3 separate regions of the Homo sapiens genome follow, and regions 1 and 3 are each linked to region 2. A link is a loop called in an ENCODE intact Hi-C map of the cell type or tissue named here. Cell type or tissue: heart right ventricle. All regions are shown on one strand.

The links. Peaks named below come from ENCODE experiments on the same cell type or tissue, not always from the same donor. Only the 100,000 strongest peaks of a DNase experiment are listed, where the experiment ranks them.
Region 1: a loop joins it to region 2, with 3.0 times the contacts of the local background. A loop is called at or near these places in 9 of 110 quality-filtered maps.
Region 3: it touches region 2 in a loop (3-fold over the local background); 9 of 110 quality-filtered maps call a loop at or near these places.

What each region holds. Positions count from the first base shown.
Region 1 is chr13:43,695,114-43,700,113 of GRCh38, forward strand. All of the region lies in intron 1 of ENOX1 (ecto-NOX disulfide-thiol exchanger 1), which reads right to left. Among named protein-coding and RNA genes, the nearest start is that of ENOX1, 89 kb to the right of the region's middle. In heart right ventricle, no CTCF peak of the experiment used is centred here; no DNase peak of the experiment used is centred here; H3K27ac peaks cover 2,625 bases.
Region 2 is chr13:43,765,354-43,770,353 of GRCh38, forward strand. All of the region lies in intron 1 of ENOX1 (ecto-NOX disulfide-thiol exchanger 1), which reads right to left. Among named protein-coding and RNA genes, the nearest start is that of ENOX1, 19 kb to the right of the region's middle. In heart right ventricle, no CTCF peak of the experiment used is centred here; DNase peaks (open chromatin) are centred at 1,536, 2,143 and 2,458; H3K27ac peaks cover 2,613 bases.
Region 3 is chr13:43,684,871-43,689,870 of GRCh38, forward strand. All of the region lies in intron 1 of ENOX1 (ecto-NOX disulfide-thiol exchanger 1), which reads right to left. Among named protein-coding and RNA genes, the nearest start is that of ENOX1, 100 kb to the right of the region's middle. In heart right ventricle, no CTCF peak of the experiment used is centred here; a DNase peak (open chromatin) is centred at 1,891; H3K27ac peaks cover 4,147 bases.

The DNA.
Region 1 (5,000 bases), 70 kb before region 2:
GAGCACATCTAGACTTCAATCTCCTGCAGTCACCAGGCCCCGCAGAGTGATATGTTCACAAAGACACACCTGATGTGAACTGCATGCTCTTCTGAGAAGGTAACCCATGATTAGCAGAATAAGCTCATATTTAAAAAAAAAAAAATGGTTCTTTACTCCATTCCCACCACACACTGCAGGGATCTAAGTAGGGGTTACCTAACCTCTCTGAGCCTTGATCTCCTCATCCATCAAAGTGCTTTAACTGACCTAATCACAGCCAGAGGGCTCACCTTGGTTCAACAAAACATATTCAGACCCATTCTCCTTTTACTTTTAAAAAAATCTAATTTTTTTTTTTTTTTTTTTTTTGGAGACAGAGTCTTGTTCTGTCACCCAGGCTGAAGTGCAGTGGCGTGATCTCAGCTTATTGCAACCTCCATCTCCCGAGTTGAAGCAATTCTCCAGCCTCAGCCTCCTGAGTAGCTGGGACTACAGGCATGCACCACCGTGCCCAGCTAATTTGTGTATTTTCAGTAGAGACGGGGTTTCGCCATGTTGGCCAGGCTAGTCTCGAACTCCTGACCTCAGATGATCGGCCCGCCTCAGCCTTCCAAAGTGCTGGGATTACAGGCGTGAGCCACCGCACCCGGCCTCATTTTTTTCTTCACTTTTTACAAAATAACAGTTTTACTGAAATATGATCCTCATACCCTAAATATTCCCCGTTTTTAAGTGTACGGTTCAGTGATTTTTAATATATTCACAGAGTTCGGCAATTATCACCATTATTTAATTCCAGAACATTTTAATCATCCTCAAAAGAAACCCCATATCCATCAGTAGTCACTCCCCATCCCCCCACTACAACCCATGATAACTACTACTCTACTTTCTGTTTCTATGAATTTGGCTATTCTAGACATTTCATATGAATGAAATTATATAATATGTAGCCTTTTGTGACTAGCTTCTTTCACTCAGCATAATGTCTTCAAAGTTCATCTATGTTGCAACATGTGTTGGTATTTCATTCCTTTTGATGCCAGAATAATATTTCATGGTATAGATATATTAATACCAGATTTTGTTTATCTATTCATCAGTTGATGGACATGTGGGTTCTTCCCACTGTTTAGCTATTATGACTGATGTTGTTATGAACATTCATGTACAGGTACTTGTATGGAAATATGTTTTCAGTTCTCTTGGATACATAGCTAAGAGATATACTGGGCCATGTGGTAACTCTACGTTTAACCTTTTCAGGAACTGCCAAATTGTTTTCCAAAGTGGTTGTGCCATTTTCTTTGCTATTTGATATATTTTGGTTCCTTCTGTGTCTGCTTTCTGGTTTTTGGGGGCTCAGCTGGGAAAGTAATTGGGATACTTCAAAAGATATTTTACACATAGTGGACAATTTTTAGCCATTATAGGTAGACACAAATACACAGTGGCTGAGCTTGGGAGCCACAGAATGTGGTGCTATAGGGCACACCGAAAGGATATCCATGCTAGTTAGCAATGATACCTGGAGTTCAGAGAACAATTTAGGAAGATCTGGGTGGGTTTTGATATGATATAGCAATAAACAACACATGGATGCACGCACTTAGACCTTTATCTCAGGTGCTTAAACTATAACCAGGACAATTCAAGACGTACGTAAATAATGACAGGACACATTTTTGAGATTCCTTTGCTTTTTTTTTTTTTTTAAGAATATATAAGAATATTTCCAGCTGGCCATATCAGAGAAGATGGTTTTGGAACAGAAACCATCTTCACTGGCTCTTGAAGGATAAAAATGTCTTAAACAAGCAGAAATGAGGAGTTGCATCTCAGGCAGAGGCAACTGTATAAAGAAAGGCACAGAGTGAAACATACAAATGAGGAGCTGGAAAAAGATACAAAAGAAATGAAACAATTAACATTGAATATGAAAGGTGATTTAGAAGGTGGAATACAAGATGACTCTACGTTTTTGGCATGGAAGATGGGATAGACCACTGTGCCATTAACAGAAAGGATGGTCAAATCTGAAGGAAGAACTAGTAGGAGCGGGAAGGAAATGAGTTCAATTTTAGACATAGATTGGGTTTAAGCTATCAGGGGAACATATGTAGGTAGGGTCCATTAAGCAAATAAAATATAGAATTGGAGCTTAAGAAATATATTTCCTAATAGAGGTCATTGCTGAAGCCTTCAGTGGGAACACAGGGAGAAGAAAAGTGGCCTGTTATAACTTACCCTCAAAGAGGAAACTCAGTCCACTGCAGAACAAAGAAGACCAGGACAAGGCCATGCAAGGGCTTGGGAAACTGACCAAATTTTAGGGCTCAACCTTGAGGAAGGGAGCTGGCTGTTCAACTACAATGTTCTGAAGGACAGTGCAAACACAGGCTTAATCAGGCCAGAGCTGATAACTAGGAAGTTTAATCTAGAAAGTCAGGCACAGCAGCAGGAATTTCCAGTCACAGGCTAGCCATATCAGGACAGATCACCTGCCACGGGATCAGGAGATGAAGGACAGAACTCAGCCTCTCCAGAACTAGCAGGACCTGGGCAAAATAGACAAGTTCCATCCAAAGGGACGGGATTCCAGAAAGACTCTAGTTCACACAAATTGGACAGATCTGATAGGCTTTGCTGGAAGGATACAGGATGGTCTGAATACGAGTAACCAGAAGTAACTCTACCTCCCCTCTGTCAACACCTGGTTTACAGGAGCAAGACTGGTTTGGGTCCCCATATGCTACTTACTGTAGATGAAGCTTCTATTGTTCCTTCTGCCCTGTTCAGGAAAGGCTCACAAACTGACTGAAGCTAAGCTTCCAGATGCTCCATCACACCAGAATCAGCATTGAGGAAGGAAAGGATAGGGCCTTGCAGTACATTCACATTTGGCAGGGCAAAGAAGGAAGAGAGAAAAAGAAGATACGGTGGTGGATACATTCAAACACTCTGTATATCAGCAGAGAGTAATGATGAAGCAGGAGAGAAGGAGATCAGAGAAAATGAAGGAGTGGACTCAAAAAAAATGGGTGAGTCATCAGGGAATCCCTTTGTGTCACTGGTTTTCACCTAAAATTTTACTTTACCATATCCAACAGTGATGCTCTATTACAAATAATGCTTTGCTTGTCATCCTGCCTTCAAAAGCCCCTTTAGTTTTCAGCAACCAATACGTAAGAATCACAACTCCTACATAAGTACCTTTTGGTAAACACATTCAATCTTGACCTGGAAGCTACAGTAAAAACAAAGAAAAGATCAATTATATAAAGTTGGAAATACAGACCTCCAAAGACCCTAACTGTTAGAGTAGCCAGCACATATCAGAAACTTTACAGAATGCCAAATCACAGCATAAATAATAAAATGTAAAACTCAGTGGTTATAAAAATAGACTGTGAGCTAAAACTTAAACAATTAAACCATATTATAGAAAGGCATCTTTTGAAAATTTAAAATACTACAATTTTAACACATATAAAAATTCACAAAAATGAAGTTTTTTTTTACCTCATATTTTATTGAGGCAAGAAGTAAAACAAACAATGATCTTAACACCATGATCAAAAATAGAAACTTTCAATCAACACTGCACTTTTCACAAAATTATAAGAGGCTGAAAACTGCAAATAGCACATGTCAAGTCTCTGCACACTTCACTAGAGATATATTTATTCAAAACTAAATGTCTCCCAACGATCTTACTCTAGAAAGAACATGAGTCATATATGCTGAGAAACTCTTCTTACAGTTTTAACCTTTTGCGGAAAAAAAGGCATAGCTTCCAGCCCATACACTAGTAAAGAGCCTGTGAAAAACAATTTCACAGTTTAAAAAGCAAGACTCTCTTTGGCACTGATATCCAACATTTCAGACAGAGAAGCAAAGAGCTCATCCCAGCTGATGACTGCCTCATAACTTGGGAAGCAATTGCATAATGACTAATTCTGGAGCTTGTGCAGATACTGGGACAAACACTGCAAACCTTGTAAAGGACAAAAAATCCCAGTGGGTGATAAATCAGCATGGTTGCTCAGGCCCTCCAAGTAGTATCATGGAAAAGTGCAGTGGCCCCTCATATCGCACTGAGGCATCAGCTAAGAAATGACTTGAGGGAAGAATGCCTCCTATGGAATCATCAACAAGTCAAACAGATCACTTCGTTTTTATACACTTCTGGTTCAGGAGTCTGATTTGGTGCTCTACAGAGGAACACACAACCCATGCTAGCAAAAAGAAGTAGAAAGAATTCTTTTCTCCTTCTAGAATGGTACCCCAGCACAATCGGGATTGCTAGAGGGCAGATATGCAACAGAGCGTTCTTAAAGTTACTCCTTTTCTGAATACTAAAGAACTTTTCTCAGGCTTTTTGAATGAGCTGAAAACCAGTTTCGAAAGATAAGATATTAAACCATTTCTATAGGGAATAAGAACACTGGAGATTATTTACTTTGCTGTAATTACTTTGGCACATAGGGAGATTAGCTTTCAAATGCTACTAGGTTTGCATACAGAGATTTCAATAATGAAGAAAAATTAGTTCATGTTTTGAATATTTAGGGCTTGAAGTATATATTACTGCTAAAGAGTGAAAACTGGTTAATACTTGTGCAGAGAAGAATAGTTACCAAAACCATTAATTGTTTTAAAGTCTGCACTTCCTTCCCCACGAACAATCACTTATTTGGCTTATTTTCTCTCTTTTTTAAAACAATACATAATAGTTGTACATATTTTTGGGGAATATGTGATATTTTGAAACATATGTACAATGTGTATGCATGTATAACACATCAGGATAACTGAGATATCCATCACCTCAAACATTTATCTTTGCTTTATGTTGGCAACATTCCAATTCTTCTATTTTGAACTATATATTAATTGTTCATTATAGTCACCCTACTGTACTACAAAACCCTTGATATTATTCCTTCTATCCAAATGTATTTTTGTACCTGTTAACAATTGTTTGTTTTTAAAAAGCATCTTGACTTTTATTAGAG
Region 2 (5,000 bases):
TAATACTATGCTCCCTGGACATACTGTGTTCTTCTGTGTCTCTGCTTTGAATGACCTCCACCTGGAGAGCCCCTTGGAGCCTAGCTTAGTTCCCTTGTCTATGAAAGGCACCCCAACTCCCTTGTCAGAATTAATCTGACACCCTGCTGTGCACCCCTCTAATGCTTGGTAATTATTTGCTTCCTAATGCTGATCACACACTGTTAGTTATCTATAGCTATCCATTCCTCGAGTAGCTTAAGTGCTCCTCCAGGGCAGGGACATGTCATCTTTGTATATTCAGAGCTGCAGTAACATTAGGAAGCACTCAGTAAACACTTACGAAATAAACAATGAATCAATGAAGGAATGAATGACAAACTGACTTCACCAACTTTCAATTTCATCACCTTTATAACTCGGAAAATAATCATTACCCAGTTCGTTCAGAAATCATAGTGATCCAAAGATGCAATGATGCTTTTCACATCGTTAGGTAATGATTATAATAAAGATAGTAATGTTAAAAAGTCATAACATACAAATAGAGTATGATGTCTTCACATACAGTCTGCCTATACTCAATTTCAGTATCTTTCTTCTCATAAAAAGAAATTTAAATTTTAGCAAAAGGAGAGACTTCATTGTCCAAAAAGTGTTCTTATGACACTAAAACTAAATCTCTAAAAGACAAAAGAATCATTAGTCATTTTATATGTGCTTCTCCTTCCATTGATTAGCTGCATTTTTCCGCTTGGACATGTGGCTAGACACAGATTCTACTCTGTGATATGCACTGGACACTGCATATTCCACTCCCGTGTTGCCACCTCAAAACATTCTAAAAGCAAAATTGCATTTATCTGGAAAAACAGGTCCCTGATGCACTAAAGGACTGAGGCAACCCTTTGAAGAAAGGGACTGAGGGATCCTGAAGGTGCACAGGAGCAGTGATAATGGTCTCATATTTCAACTGTAGGTAACTGCGGACTGTATGTTAAACATTTTCCTCTAAAGACCTACGTTCTTTCTAACCAAAACACTTTCTTGTCACAGAGAGAGAAAGAATTATCTTATTTGATTAAGGCTACTGCTGTAACAATAAATCCCAACACAGTTCATTCACTTGAGGAAGCATAGTATCCTAGCCACGCACTCAAGCCAAAGCACCACAATCGTCCCAGCCTCCGGGACAATGGGGTAGCACACTGCTATAGCTCAACTGTAGAAAGGTAAACTTTGGAGCACTGAAGTCTAAAAATGTATTCAGGGAACGGTTATGAGCTTGTATTTCATGATTATTTTAAGGTGACAAATAATTAAAATTATATTCAAGTCCCAATGTTCCCATTGCTCAGAAGAGTAAAATAGACTTGGTTTCTAAATTTGTAGACACAGACAAGGTCAAGCTACGGACAGTCAAAAACCATCCAAAAAAATTAAACTAATTTCATCATGGAACAGAAGAATGGGAATTGAGAATTCTCACTAAAAGGATGAAAAGGATATCCCAGCTGCAAGTTATCATAAGCTAGTTGGCCCATCATCTGCCCGGCTGCAGCTGTATCCAACTCTCAGCTCACCCAAAGAGATTCACGCTCTCATGGTGCCAAAATGAATGTCTCTCTTAAAAAAAAAAAAATTGCCCAATTGAAAATAACTCTCTAATCTGCATCCTTTCAATAGAACTGAAGTGCACTTCACCAACACAGAGCACAGGCATCTTGAATTAGCAGAGAACTATTTTTAACACATGAAGGATACGATATGAAATTAGTTTCACGGGGAATGAGAACCTTGGAGATTATTTACTTTGCCTTAATTACTCTGACTCACCATTAATTTAGCTTTCCTAGGGCACTAAATATTTCACGCTAAGATTTTCAGTATAAAGAGACAGGAGCAAAAATTTGGAGCACTGGAAGTTTGCAGTGGCATCTTCAACAATGAAACACAGATGTCCCCATTGGGCACTGAAGGCCATTCAAGTATGCACTGTTCAATGACATTTTTAGTTACTGTTTCTGTGTTGTTTTTAACCTTGGGATCAGAACCTGTGCCCTGAAGTATGCAGGGAGCCAAACTTTATGCAGCTTCTGTTTTACTCCTCAGCCAACAATATCACCAGTGTTCACAGCTACTCCCAGCAACTGCCAAATAGGGCAGGCAGCAATTGCCTCACGCCAAGGAGGGAAAAGTTTAGACTGTGCTTTAAAAGGAAGTTTCTAACAATCAGTGCAATTGGGCAATGAAGTCAATTCCCAATAAAGGTGACTAAGGAGACAGTACAGCAGATATGCTGTAATGGGTTCATTAGAGCATCAGTGGGAAATAATGCACTCAGCTTCCACCAAAGCACTTACAGTGAGCAGGGTCTGTCATACACAGCTGGGCACTTGCCAAAGCCCTCTACTCTCCCCCATGGCTCTTAATCAGTTGTCCACTGGCAGACACCACAAACATGGGCAGTGCATAGCAGCCGGCAGGAGCCTGAGGGGAGCAATACACTGGATGCCAGATGCAATACCAGACTCACTAGGACCACTCAATCTGTCAGTGCCCTCCAGCTCCACCTGGCACTCAGCAATTAGAGATGAGGAGGAGGGAGAGAGACTAAGAGAGTCGGGGGGGAGCGGAGGGGGGCTTCTTTTAGTGGATGCCCACAAAGAACTGTTCCATATTCTAAATGTCAAATGAACTGGTTCTGTATTACATAACTCCATTCCAGTGAGCTTAAGCCATATTTTTCCCCACTAAGTACTCTACAACCTAACATTTTCCTTCTTACATACATACATTTTTACTCTGATAAAGTTGTGCTTTCATTTATGTTGTGCTTTTCCTCCTTTTTGATTACTGTTTAATTGTTCTATATCCTTCTAGCATTCTGAACCCAAAAAACCATAGCAGACAAGTTCAGACATCTCCAAATCTTCACCAATCAAATTTTCTGTAATGAACATATGCTTCCATAGTAAACATTTCTAGGCTGAGTGTGTTGGCTCATGTCTATAATCCCAGCATTTTGAGAGGCTGAGTCAGGAGGATCACTTGAGGCCAGGAGTTTAAGACCAGCCTGGGCAACATAGTGAGATCCTGTCTCTGCAACAAAACACAACAAAACAAAACAAATTTTAAAACTACCCAGGCATGGTGGCACATGCCTTGCAGTCTTAGCTACTTGGGTAGCTGAGATGGAGATCACTTGAGCCCAGGAGTTCGAGGTTACAGTGAGCTATGATCATGCCACTGCACTCCAGACTGGGCAACAAAGCAAGATACTGTCTCTTAAAACATAAATAAATATTTAATTTGACAATAATAAGTACTAACATTTCTTTAGCATATTTACAGCTTTAAAACATACATACACCATATTACTTTATCTCATCTATTTTTACCACTTGGCCTCTTTCCATGTTTCTCATGCTCATGAATACTCCCAACTAGCAGTCACTTTTCACAAGTAAGCCTGTTCACTTTGTCATTGTCAATCCGATTTCCTCGTTGTCTGCCTAGGTCACAAACCTTACTTGGGCCATTTACACTTTCAGTCACTTATCATTTACAATTATTAGGTGAATCTCTCCAATGCCATATCTCAATTTCAATACTTAACACTGTGTTGCTTATTTTCTAGTATCAGTGAAAATAAAATAAACAAATTGCTATTAGTTAATTTCTATTTGAGGAGAGAAGAAGCAACATGGTGAACAATGTGGTAAAGGAAGGTGTTCAGAACTCTTGCTGCTTCTATTTACCAGCTATCACAGTGGGCAAGTTGCTTAATCTATGTTTTGGCTTCCTCTTATTGTCATTAGAAAGGCTGCCATGAGGATTGAATAGGATGACATATGCAACTGTGCCTGAAGATACTCAAAAGACATTACCCATAACACTGAATCTTCTGCTAGGTTTCTAAATGCCCTCTCCTTCACATTAATAAAGGCTACTATAGCGAATAGCACCCCTCTGCCACTGGGTCCCCACAAGTGTGCCACCCTAATGAGCTTCCCCATTCACTTCCTCAAAAGGATGACCAAGGCACACTAAGTGTTGCCACCCAGAAATCACTGATTTCTAAGTTAATTTTTTTTTTTACTAAATTCAACTGCAAGAATTTCAGAAAAACTACAGTTGAGAGCAGAGAGTAAGTGCATAGATGGCCATTAGCTCCAAGCACTTTCAATTATGCTTCACTGGTCTTTACATCCTATACTGGAATGGAGAAGGAGATAGTAACAGACTGACTGCAGAGCAAGCATGTATTGACAGCAAGATACAGGTGGCCACTCAGGGGCTCCCAAATAGTCTATCTCTAGGCCATCACCCACCAAGCACTAGGCTTATGGCTGGTAGAATACATTCCTCTCCATCCCTTTCTCTTTGCCTTCCTCGTGAAACACTTAAAAACCACAGGAGCTTTGATTAACCTCAAATGATGTCAGTTCCAATTTGTCATGCTCAGAGAAATTGTGACACCTGAAATTCTGCTTTAATTCTGAAGCCTCCACTTAAAGGTTCAGAGACTTAAAAACAAAAGCTCACAACAGGCAGTTGAGGGATATCAACGCCTAACTGGCAATAGTGTAGTTTCATGGCTTAGATGGCTTATGTAAAATGCAAAAGGAGCGTATCTTTTGATCCAGCAATTTCTCTAATAAGAATTTACCCAAATGAGATAATTGCCCAAGTGTAGAATGGTATACATGCAAGTATGCTTAGAGCAGCAATGAATTTTAGAATGAAAAATTGGAAACAAATGTCTATCAGTAAATCTAGAGTAAACTCTAACAAACACCATTAGCTGCCTAGTCAGTGAGGCATTTCCGCTTCTTCTTTAACAAAACTCTTAGTTTCCAATTCATGAAGTTTGGACGAAGTTAGCATATGCTTCTACCCAGATCTGAGACAATGAGAAAATGGCATTCCCCCTGGTCACATGACCTACAATGGTGTAAGTAGAAGGAGTAAAAGAAGAGAAGCTCTTTTTCTCTGGAAAGTTAATGTGCTCCTAGAGA
Region 3 (5,000 bases), 80 kb before region 2:
TATGTTATACTCAGTCAAATCAAAAAAAATAATGATCATAGCTAAATAATACCACTATAAATATTTGAACTTTGTAATGGTTTTCAAAGAAGTAGTATTTAGAATGTCTCTTTAGAACTGCTAGTTTTTAGAAATTACTGTCCCTTAAGCATTTACTTTCTTTTTGGCCTTACTGTGTAAATCATGCTGCTCTTCCTCGATTTCCCAGGATCCCCAAGGCTGTGCTCTACAATGCTTGCTTTAAATAAAACTTGGTGCCAAAGAGTCTGCCGCAGCTTTCAAGTTCACCCGGACGACACTTTCCTACAATGGGTCTCTTCATACTTCACTATATCCGGATCTAGTTGATCCGCATTTTCTGCACAAAGTCTCACTTCCCAGCAATTGCAATCTGCATCTTGCATAGTTTCCTTCTATTCCCCTGGGTAGCTTGCTGCCAGGAAGGCAGAGGAGAAGAGGAGCTTTTTGATGCTAACAAGGCCTCTGTGTAGGACTCATAGCTAATGGTAAGGAGTTGAGTATGGCATTTCTCAGGGGAGCCCAGGTGAGTGAAAGTGTAAGGGCACAGCTGACAGCCATGTGCGTACCTCGCTGCTGGCCTAAAGTAGGTCCTCCAGCCTCTGAGCAGTAACCTGTTCATGGCTTACATCATGAAAAAATGAGTCAGTGCACTTGGCAACTCATGCCCTAAAATAGGTAAGGCCTGAACTCAAAAGGAAATTCTGAAAGAAAGGCATTATATGGTGACAGGTTTTTTTTTAAGTTGCCGGTGGTAGGATAAAAGCTAATGAATTATGAACATCTGTATTATTCTGCTGTCTTCCTCCTTCTGGACTTTTAGATGACTGTAAGCTCAACTTTGAGCTCAGCTAGTATTTTCTCCTGGGCATTCTGAGAAATGAGAACACATTTGCCTGCTGGGAGGCATACCCATTACTTATCAAATTAGCCCTCCTCAAGAATCTAACAGACTTGTCACTGCCTTTAGAAATCCCAGAAGGAAACACACACACACACACACACACACACACACACACACACACTACATGGTTGAAACACTCAGAAATCTCTTAATATATGTGAAGTCTTGGCCAACATACAGCAACCAAGGAGTCAAAAGTCATGTATGAGTCCTTAGGGATAATCTTTAAGCAGGCTCTTGCCACTGTCATGATTGGAATAGCAAAGGAAAAGCACCTGACCTTCTAAACAAAGAAGAAACAAATCAGTAAAGCTTAGATATTGGGACTTAATAACAAAAGATAACCTTAAGTAGCTCTCGGGATATACCAGGACTTTATTTGTGTTATCTCATTTAATCCTCATGATAATATCTTGAGGTAGACTGGTAGTATTAATATTCTCATTTTTTAAGATGAGAAAATCAAAGTGTAGGAAGCTTTAGTAACTCATTCAAGTCTCCCCTGTTAATCAGAGATGGGATGTGAATGCATGCTATCAATTACTTCTGCTTATCAGTGGTCAATGATATTTTCTATCAGGATTAGCCTACATCCAATAAATTTTGAAAGATGAAGGAAAAGATGAGCAGAAAAAAAATGCAGGAGTTCCTTATTTTTTAACAAAGTGAAGATAATACAGGGAAAGAACACAATGTCAGTCCATTTCTGTGTTATCTGGCTTACTGAGGCAAAAGGAGGTTCTGAACTCGAACCATATGAATGTTGACCCACAAAGACCAGGGTTTGTTCTTAGCTAAGTGAGTCTTTGGTTAAAGATTCTCACATAGACTCTGAGACCTTACACACATGGTATCACACTCATTCAAATGCAATTTTCCCCATTTGGCTATTTCAAGTAGTCAACACACAGAAACTGCGTTTTCCTCCTGTGTCTCCTTGGGGAGGTCAGGGAGGGGTGGTGACATCATGGGAACAGTGTCTGTCTTCTCTCCTATGACTCATCCGAGTATGTCAAAGAAATGCTGCTAATGCTAGTCCTGCAGCATGAATTATCCTATCTGCCAAGCAAACTCGTGGAAAACAGCATACTCTCTCCATCACAGCCCCAAAGAAAGGTAGAAAAGGCAGCAATGAAAAACTACTCATGCAAAACCAAAGCACAAGAGAAGTGAACTTTACTCACTTCCTCCGCTCCTCACAAAAAAGTATATATACATTTCCATTTTCATGTTGCCAGAAATAGGTAACGACGGAATTTGATTCCTCCTCTGTGCTCTCACACCACTTTGTACAAATTGCTAAATTACAATGCTTACCATATTGTCCTATAATTAGATTTTAGGTGTCTGCCTTCTCACTAGTGTAATAACTCCTTTTTTCCCTTACCATTTGTATTCCAAGCATCTGGTATCACATTTAACAAATATTTGCTAAACAAACAAATGAAAGGTTGAATAAATGGCATTTGCTCAAGGGCTCTCTCTAACTAGGACAAAAGTAATGTTCTTTTTCCTCTATTCTTTGTGACTGAAAATGGCTGACACAGTCATATTGGACGGGGGAATGGATCATGTCAATCTGGAGTATTGGGTGTCTCAGATGTTCTGGCAGTTACTGAATGAGTGTCGTATGTGTGGTTACACATGTATCTCATAGTTTCCTCTGCTTTTGTATTCTACAGAGTTTGTCTCTTCCCCACTTGTACCCACCAAGCCAGCCTATTTCATGATTGGCTCCCTTAATCACTTATTTTCTTTGAACTTAATTAGGTCAATTAAAATCCTTACTCTAAGAAGGCACTCTTCTTATTTTAAGTTGCAGGAGAGAGAGGAGGGCGGGAAACATCACTTGATATTACCCTACAGTGCATGCTATGTTCCAAGCATGATGGAGGCTGGATATTCAGCAAGACTCAGTACATCCGTGGCCCTTCCTCTTGCAGAATTTACAGTCAGTGGGAGAAAGAGAGATAAATCATAAGGCCAATCAAATGTAGTAACTATAATGACAGATGAAGCACAGGGTGCTATGGGCCACACAGGAAGGAAACCAAAGCCAATCTGGAGATCAGGAAGAGCCTCTAGACAACATACCTTTTACATTTTGACCTGAGAGATAAGTGAGACTTATCCAGGTGAAAGGAGAATGTAGGAAGGGGGAGGAGGAGACCCAGAAACTAGAGAGAACACAATATAAACAAAATACTCAAAGCTACTGAGGAGGGCTAGTGTTTAAGTGAGAAGGCAAACTCAGGCTCCAGCTATTTTCCCATTGCCCTTATCCTAAGGGCAATGGGAAGCCTTTGGAGGATTTTAACCAAGGTAGTGACATTTGGATCCGAGTTTTGGGAGAGAGACCTGGGTTGTAGGTAAAGTCACATAGATTTGGGAGTGGTATCATTAACGGGAGGTTAACTGCAACAAGTAGACCTTCAACATTTCCTTTTAGCAAGATTACTGTGGTGCCATATGGAGAATGGATTATAAAACTGTGAGACTAGATGTGTAGAAACCACTTAGGATGCTATTTCAGTAGTCCAGATGAAGATGGTAATGGTGACATTTGAAATGGAAAGAAGTGGATGGGTTCAAAAGAATACTAGACAGAATTAGCAGGCCTTGGCAATTGACCAGATGAGAGGTTGGCAAAATTTATCTGCAAAGGACTAGATAAGAAATGCTTAGCCTTTGCCAGCCATATGGTTCCTGTCACCACTACTCAACTCTGCTGTTTAGTGAGAAAGTGGACATAGACAATATATAAATGAATGAGCATGCCTGTGTCCCCATAAAAACCTATTTACAAAAAAACAGGCCATAGGCCAAATTCGACCCAAGGCTAGGGCATGCCAACTCCTGGATTAAATGAGGAGTGTGGCAATCAGAATAGTAAAAATGGCTCCCAAGTATGTGAACTCAGCGTCTGGTTGTCCGGGGCTACTATTTGCAGAGAAAGGGGCACAGGAGAAGGAGCAGGGTCAGAGGGAAGGAGGCAGTGACCAGTTTTAGACAAGCTGAGTTCAATATACCTGAAATATATCACCCAAGATGTGTCTAATAAGCAGTTAGACAGTTGGATCTCAGTTTCAGGAAAAAAGATCTGGGCTCTAGGTAAGTTGTTTTAGTTAGGGTCATCTAAAATATACTAACAGGCCACAAAAATCAGTGGCTTCAGTAATAAGTATTTCTTTCTCATATGATGACAGAACTCAGGCCAGGGCTGGGGGAGGACAGTTGTTCCAGGAGCCCATCTGATGGCAGCATCCATCCTACTCAGCCAAAAGGAGGAAAGTTCAGAGACAAGCATTTGTAGGAGGTTTCTATGGAGGGATCCGAACTTCCAGAGAGGTGACAAATGCAGTCTAGCTGTGTTTGTTTCTAGGATCAGGAGTAGACTGAATTTTGGTGAACAGCTACCAGGATCTACCACCAGAGTCAAAAATACATAGAGAGGTCAAGAAGGCATGAAAATGAATAAAAGTGATTCAGGCAACTATAAAGCATGAGACCAAGGTCAGAGCTCCAAAGAACACCAATGTTAGAAGATACACTGAAGAGGTAAAAGGAAGATCCAGCAAAGTAGAAGAATGACAAAACAAAAATAAAACGAGACTGTGTTAGATACTTAATCAATGTATGTAGAAATGTGAGTACAAATTTCATCATTAAGCACTGAGCACATCTCTGACAAGCTGACATTATTTGGTGCCTCTGATATTTAGATGAAAAATAAGCCAAATTGGATTTAAGAGAAAATGGCAAAATCAGCTTCTCGAAAAAGCCAGATTTTCATTACCATGCAGATGGACTGCTTTAGGGCTATGTGTCATAATATTCATTTTTTCCATTTACTTTTGTGTCCATAAATCAAGCTCTCTCTATAGGAGAAATGTATATTCTGCATCAAACATTTTATGTGATCTTATACACATATGAACTTAATATAAATATGAATATACATCTGTCGTTGTATACACACACTCAACACTCAAAGGATTCATTATCAAATGCATTTCTTTTTCACTTCCATTTTTTGCAATTTTCCATGCTCTCTGCTTTGCCCAAGGCTTCTTCTCCA